Linked DNA regions of Mus musculus: region 1 is linked to region 2. Evidence: chromatin contacts called from ENCODE Hi-C or POLR2A ChIA-PET data. All regions are on one chromosome and are shown on one strand. The core of a region is the stretch at or near the end of the contact, and the rest is flanking DNA. Distances in the headings are between cores, read along the strand shown.

Region 1 (3,865 bases), core at 74-2,573, 550 kb before region 2:
TTTACATTATGATTCATAACAGTAGTAAAATTATGGTTATGAAGTAGCAATGAAAATAATGTTACGGTTGGGGAGGGTGGGGTCACCACAACGTGAGGGACCGTATTTAAGAGTCGCAACATTAGGAAGGTTGAGAACCCCTGCTTTCGGTGGACAGGTGGGTCAAGACACACTCATGGAAAGGCAGGGGACCATGTTGCACATGTCCCTCATGCTTTATAGATATCAACTTCACCCACACAGCCACCCAACACACAGCTCTTATCATCCTCATCTTCTGTTTTGATCTAAAGAAACAGGCTCAGAGAGGTTCAACAAGTCATGTGAGACTGCACAGCAAAGGCTGGGAATGGGGGAGGGGGGCAGGGAGGTGCACACAAGAGCTTCAGGACAGAACTGGTTTGTACCACTGCCTGGTGCCACACGGCCTGTGGCCGGAAGCAGATGTCACCAGGCTCTGCGCAGCAGCCTACGGATTTAGGTTGATTTTGAGGAAGCTCTTCCAGGCCCAGGAGAGCTGTTAGCCACAGGTTCTGTCTGAGTCACTGAAGCCAAGAAATGTTTGGGCCTCAGAGAGCTAAGTGTGGCCAGGGGCAGGGGGTGAGGGGTAAATCCCAGCAGAAGAGAACAGAGACTCCAACTTTAGGCCACTCCAAAGGGAGAGCCTTATCCCTGGTCACTAAGACTGGACCTGGGGTCACACTGTGACAATGACAGCCACTGTGACATGCTGGCTGCCCCCCACCACCCCCAAGCAGTTCCCCAGCCACAAAGCTTAAGCCATCCTTGAAGGGAGAAGGTGGCAGCTTGACTGAGCTGTGAGCTGAGAGGAAGCAGTCGCTGGTTCCCAGTAGAAGTCCAAAGGTAAACCCAGACCCCAGACTAGGAAAGGGCCCAGAAAGCCCTACACCCGGGCCTGTGTGGAGCTTGGCATCCTGGAACAATCCCAACCTGCACTCCTCCCCGTTGCCAGCCTGCCTTTCTCTTTGCACAGCCACAACCAAAAGGGCACTATTCTGTTCAACTCCACAGGGAACTACTAAGGCCCAGAGTAGCACAGGGCTTGTCCAGGGTCCCACAGACAAGTAATAGGTAGCAATCCCCCAGTTGGAAGGTCTCAGTGTGTCCTCACGCACACACACACACACACACACACACACACACACACACACACACCAAACACCCCAGACTCCCCAATACTCACTATGTGGTAAATGGCCAGGGCTATGGTGGCGACTCGGATGTTGAAACAACAGCATGTCTGTCTGACCGGCGCTGCACGGGAGGCCATGGTGCGCAGTCCCCTCTTCGGAGGCTCTGAGTAAGGAGTCTTGGGCCCACAGCAGAACAAAAAAGAGGAAGCCACAGGCTGCCTGCCTCACTTCCGCCTTGCCCTCAGACGGTAGGGGCCAGGTCTGTAAGTCTGGGTTGTAGCAGCTGCAGGGGAGGGAAGGGGGGGGGGGGTCACAGGGAGCCCGACTGAGGCATCTACCACTCCCAGGGGCTCCAATGCTTCACCAGGGCTGGGCTCCGCATTTATATGCACTCTGCTTCCTGGATGCTGAACACCGCCCTAGAAGCCCTTTTCTAGAAAAAGAATCCGATATGGAAATCTGTCCCTAATCAAACAGTAGTTCTAATGGAAGGATTCAAACTCAAATGTGTCTGGTTGTAAAAACAGTAGCTGTCAGTAAACTGCTCCTTCGAGATCCTGTGAAGCTTAGCTCCTTACCTGGGCTGTTCCAGGGAGGGACTGTTGGTTTGGTTTGGTTTGGTTTGGTTTGGTTTGGTCTGGTCTGATTTGGTTTGGTTTGCGGGGGGAGGGGGGGGGCAGGGTTTCTTTGTAGAGCCCTGGCTGTCCTGGAACTCACTCTGTAGAGCAGGCTGGCCTCAAACTTATAGAGATCTGCCTGCTTCTCCCTACCAAGTGTTGGGATTAAAGGCGAATACTGTCACTTCCCAGGAGGAGGTGCTATTCTTATCCCCATTGCACAGATGAAAAAACTGAGGCACAGGATGAAGCCATTTCTCCCTTGCAGTCACCAAGATAGTCTAAAAAGGAGTGGGAACTGGAACGGAGGCCAACTGCCTCTAGAGTAGTAATTCTCAACCTGTGGATCATAACCTGTCCAGGGGTCGGCCGACCCTTTCATGGGAGTCACATATCAGATATTCTGGATATCAGATATTTACATTACAACTCATAGCAGAAGTAAAATTACAGTTATGAGGTAGCAACAAAACATAATTTTATGGGTGGGGATCACCACAGCATGAGGAACTAACTGTGTTAAAGGACCACAGCACCAGGAAGGTTGAGAACCGCTGCCCTAGAGGCCCTCCCTGAAGCTGGGCTTCTCACACATCTCCATCTCCTCCTCACTCTGGGCTCTGAAGAATTGTCACATGGGAAGCCATAGGCATGAGTGTGTACCAGGCCCCTGTAATAGGCTCTTTCTCTTGTGGTCTGTAACCCCTGGAGGAGATCTGGGAGACCCCTGGCCGAACCCGCTTTGCAGGGTCCCTCGAGACAGAAACCTGGGATTGTGCGTTCTTCCCCACTCTCTAAGAAACGTTGGAATTAGTAAGTTTGAGACTCTTCCCTGACTTAAGACTCTTCCCTGATGTCTCAGGGGATAAATGACCCACGCTGCAATAAAGGAAGGGACAAGAAGCCCTTGCTCAGACCTGTGGGAAGCCCCAAGCAGGTGTCCTGTGACACTGTGGAGTTTGGATTGGACACCACAGCATTTTTTGCCCCAGGAGAGATTAGAAACGGCCCCCAGCATACTCATCTTGAAAAGAGTTGTCCTGTCAGGGCAACAAAATCAGGCAGGTTGAGCACTGGGGGGATAGCTTAATCGATAGAGTATTTGCCAAGCAAGCTTGAGGACCTGAGGTCCTGAGTTCAGGTTCCCAGCACACGTGTGCTGGCTTGGTAAGGTGGCCCATCTGCAATCCGGTAGGTGAACTCCGGGTTGAGTGAGAGAACCTGTCTCCAAAACTAATATGGAGAGCCATTGAGAAAGACACTCAGAGTCAACACCTGGCTTACACACACACACACACACACACACACACACACACACACACACAAGCTCCTGGCAGACCTGGTCATCCCTTCAATACTTCATTTGAAAGTCACTTTCTTCTTCAAAAGTCTTGCTGAGCCCTGACATAAAAGGACTCGTAGCCTGGGTTCGAATCCTGACAACTTCCAGCTGGGTAAGGAGAGCAGCAGAGGGACCAGGGTGGATGCCCTGGAGTAGAACTGAGCACTTCTGGGAAACCCCAAGGCCCCTGGGATCTGATGGCTGGAAAGGTGATGGACAGACACAAATCATGACAGACAGCCTGCGGTAATACTACCGTGGTCTGGAGAGCCAGGTGCAGAGCCGGTTCCGAGGAGAGGGATAAGGCATACCTACCCTGTGTGACATCAGTTTAAACAATCTGCAGACAGACAATTTTGCTTTTATAGTGATAAATTTATTTTAATGTGCCTTATAAAAATACATGATAGCCAGCCCATGAATTCTATGACTCCTCCTTGACAAGACCTTATAAAGCTCCAGTTTAAAACAGACACATTAAATTAAAAGGCAGTTGGTGGATTTAAAGGAAATAGTAAGGAGGTCTTGCCTGCATGTAGACATGGCGGCTACAACCCAGCTTGAAATCTCGGGCCCCTGGGAAAGCCCAGCCCCTCCCAGTTGCTGCATTATCTCAAGAACAGAGCTTGGCCTCTCTGAGCTGCTGTTTCCACACTGCAGAGGCTGCGGGGCAGACGAAGTGAGGGGGGGGGGGCGGTCACAGGAAGCATCTGTTGGCTTCCGCTCTGGCAGTCCCGCCCACCCCTTCATCT
Region 2 (3,850 bases), core at 244-2,743:
CACTCAGTAAAACAGTAGACCTTGCATTCTAGTGGAAAGTGAGAGAAAGGCACACAGAGCCACCCAGTGCTGAGTGCCATGGGAAGAAACAGTATGGGTTCCAGATTACAGGACACTCCAACTTGAAACACAGTGGTCAGGAAAGCCCCTCTGAAAACCTGGTGTCTGAGCAAAGATTTGAAAGAGCAAACAGCTGACCATGTGGGCATTTAAAAGAACATTCCAGCAAAAGCACCAAGGAAAGAAAGAACATTATAAGTCGGTGTCTTGAGCCAAGTGACATGCCAGAAAACTGGTAGATGAACAAGGTAAGGAGGGGATTATTACAGAGAATTTGATTTTTAAAAAAACGCACAATAGAAAGCCAACATAATGTTTTCAGCAGAGTATACCATGTGACTTAATATTTCCATGATTCCCCTGGCTACTGGATTAATAACCAATCCTTGGTTCAAAGACAAAAACCAGGAATACTAAATTAAGCTCTACCTGCAGTGATGTCAGATGACATAAAAACAGTTTTAACAAGAAGGTAAAAAAAAAGATCATAGTTACACAGATCTCTTCTCTTCTCTCTTTCAACAGGACTTTGCCATAATAAATAGCCTACACTGGCTTGGAGCCATGGATCTTCTGGATACAAAAAAGTTTGCCTTCCCCATTTGCAAAGTAACAGCTTCTTTCAGTCAGGTACCATGGTTAATGGAAATTTCACACGCAAAACATCCAAGATAACATCCAACGAGTGTTAATTACAATTATAAATGCAGAGAAAGAAAAAAGTTCTACCAGGTAGTAAAGCGAGCTATCATTCATTTCCATTGCCTCCCCTCTCATTCATTCGTCCACTCTGCAAACTTTCCTGAATGTTTCTTTTATGCTAAACCCCTGAAGATTTAGGATGCGGAAGCTTGGGTCTTGATTTTGAGGCCAAGGTTTTAAATGATTCAATGCCACTGAAGGGCTGAAAACAGGCGTCTACTAGGGAAACACGTATGAACCACACAGAGAACACCAGGCACCTTCACAGAAGCCTATTTTAACTTCAGGCTCACTGTCTTTCCGTTCCCTCAGAGGCGACATCATCCGTAGGAAGAGGGGCGGAGGGCCAAAGGCGGGATGACTCCCCACTTACCGCCTGCAGCAATGCCCCTGGAGTCGCCTGCTGCGGCCCCGCTCCGGGGCCGGCTCCTGCCGCTCCCAACAGCAACTCATGTCGCGGCCGCTTGACGGGAACCAGGGGTAGCTCCGGGCCCTTACGCTTCTGCTGCTCGATCATGGCGGCAGCCACTCTCCTCGGCGCCGCCACTAACCGCGCCGCCGACCGGAGGCGCCGCGCAATTGGTTCCAACTGAGTTCTTCCTCCAGAACTTCCGGAGAGGAGCAACCAATTGGCTTCTAACATTTCCTTCTGGAAAGCCCTCTGAATACACTCTTGTGATTGGTCCCATTCTGATGACGTCACGAGAAGGCGACTCTGGGATTGGGTCGCGGAGCTGGCGTTCTCCCCCGCCCCCTCGGGCGCGCAGTGCATCGTGGGTGAGAACGAGCGGAGCAGGTTTGGCGTTCCTAGCTATGAAGCGGCTGTCCTGCTAGGCGCGGACGCGGAGTGAGTGTGTGGGGAATCAGGCGGGTGGCTGTTCCAATCTGGAAGGTGCGAGGTGGTGATAGGCCTGAGCCTGCCCTTTTCAGCTATCAGCCTTAGCAGCATGGGGTGGCAGGAGGTGTCGCCGGAAAGAGAAGTCCCTTGGTAGGCTGGAGCGGAGCTTTGGCATCTCTGGCTCCAGGACTCGAACCCTCAGACGGCTATCCCTTGACAGCTGCTCTGCAGGATGCCAATTCTGCGTCTAGCTCTGTGCTGGCCCGAGTCCTGGCCTCCAGGCTTCAGTGCCGGACTTGGCTGAGGCGGCGGACTTAGTTGTCACTGATTTAGCCGTCTTTTTAAAAGGGCTTTAATTTATGTCCCCGAGACAGCCAGTGATGAGGAAAGTATCAGATGGTTCTTCCGAAGCACAGTTTAGTTGAGAAATCGAACAATCATGCTTGCGTGCCAGGTCTTCTCGAAAGTGGTCCAAATGATATTTATTGTGCAGTGCGTTTGGGGGTCATTCTGAAGAAATATGGTCCTCTACCCCAGAGTGTGGGAAACGTGTTAAACAAATTTGATGTTAAACAAAAACCATTTGATCGGAAGACTACCTAAACAAGCGATGCCTCTTGCTGTGAGTTACTAATATAAACTTGAAGGCTTTTTAAAGGAAAAGACATCTGAGCGGTTCCTATCTGATGGGACGGTTCTAATTAGGGGAAGAGAGGAAGGGAGAACGTTCTGCACAGAACAGCAGGTTCTATCAGTCGGAAAGATGAGGGAGACACAAAGAGCCGGTGTGGGGGGAGAGAGAGAGCGAGAGCGAGAGCGCTAGCTTAAAGTGAATATGGTATGGGATGAACCTGGAAGTCATGAAGATTTGCAGGAAGTTGAAGCTTTTACTTTAAAATTAATAGGAAGCCAGCGATAGTTTTCTCTCTCCTCCAGAATGTGGTGCAAAAGAGGACTTGATCCCTCAGGCTTAATGGTGTGATGAGATTGGAGAAAGATAAGAGGTTTACTGGGAGTAAATAGACCATTTCGGGAGCATGAACAGTAGTTCTGATCAGCAATGCCAGTGAGAACCAAGCTGGAGCTGTGACTGAAGACAGGTTTAACAGTATCTTGAGATAGCAGGGGAGTAAATTGGACAGAATAGATTGGATGATGCTCTTAGTCCCAACACTGGAGGCTGAGACAGGAGGTCTCAAAACCAAAAGCAACAAAACCAAAGCTAGCCTGGGCAACATTGGGATTTTCAACCCATACCAGGCTGCTAGCGTGACACATTGTTTCATCTTCTTTTTTTTTTTCCCCTAAGACAGGGTCTCAATATGTAGCTGGAGCTCCTGAAACTCACTCTATAGACCAGGCTGGCCTTGAACTCAGATCCACCTGTTTCTGCCTCCCCGGTGCATGTATGTATTTGTCCCTTAGGAATGCCCAGTGCTAGCATGTGAACTACGATTGAGTGCTAGAAACTCTAACCCCAAGTCCTTTGTAAGCGTGTCTTAGTTAGGGTTTTATTGCTGTGAACAGACACCATGTCCAAGGCAACTCTTATAAAGCCACCATTTAGTTGGGGCTGGCTTACAGGCTTAGAGGTTTGGTACATTAGTATCAGGGCAGGCATGGTGCAGGAGTAGCTGAGAGTTCCATATCCTCATCTTCTAGATTGAATCTCTCTGGCAGCTAGGAGGAGTGTCAAAGCCCACCCCCACAGTGACTTCCTCCAGCAAGGCCACACCTATCCCAACAAGGCCACACCTCCTAATAGGGCCACTCCCTGGGCCAAGAATATACAAACCATCACAAAAAGTAACAAGTGCTCTCAATCTCTGAGCCACCTCTCTCTAGCCCTTGCATAGTGAGATTCTAGCTCACAGAGCCAGGGCCTGCTGATGTGACCTCTGGTTTCAGTCCTTAGCACTGCAAGAAGACCTCTTCCACCAAATAAAAATTTTAAAATTGCTTAAGGCCTCTGTTCTGTGGATAGAGCAAATGAAAAAAAGGCAGGGTGGAGTGGTGCTCTACTTTAATCCCAGCACTCAGGAGGCAAAGGCAGGTGGATCTCTGTGAGTTCAAAACTAGTCTGTGTTTTCCATAGTGTTCTTGAGACAGAGAATCGTGTCTCGAGAGAGGATGGGGGGGTGTTATTAGATATTGCTCTTCATAATTTTATTTAGGTTTATTTAGAATTATTATTTTATGTGTATGAATGCTTTGCTTGAATGTATGTATACTGTATATTAGCCTGGTGCT

The links. A loop is a pair of places that touch in the nucleus more often than their neighbours do. ChIA-PET counts read pairs that join two places held with the same protein, here RNA polymerase II (POLR2A).
Region 1: a map of T-helper 17 cell shows a loop between it and region 2 (2.3-fold over the local background). The contact joins the promoter of Laptm5 here to the promoter of Zcchc17 in region 2. A Hi-C loop is called at or near these places in 1 of 37 maps with a recorded cell type or tissue (T-helper 17 cell). POLR2A ChIA-PET finds 5 or more read pairs at or near these places in 1 of 5 experiments (embryonic stem cell).

The regions. Positions count from the first base shown.
Region 1 is chr4:130,910,774-130,914,638 of GRCm38, reverse strand. It overlaps Laptm5 (lysosomal-associated protein transmembrane 5), which reads right to left and starts at 1,323. Exons shown (of 8, transcript NM_010686.4): 1 at 1,205-1,323. The coding sequence starts at 1,291. Gm38599 (a long non-coding RNA gene) reads left to right here and starts at 747. Exons shown (of 5, transcript XR_001784452.2): 1 at 747-864.
Region 2 is chr4:130,357,635-130,361,484 of GRCm38, reverse strand. Zcchc17 (zinc finger, CCHC domain containing 17) reads left to right here and starts at 1,493. Exons shown (of 8, transcript NM_153160.5): 1 at 1,493-1,609. It overlaps Snrnp40 (small nuclear ribonucleoprotein 40 (U5)), which reads right to left and starts at 1,353. Exons shown (of 10, transcript NM_025645.2): 1 at 1,136-1,353. The coding sequence starts at 1,279.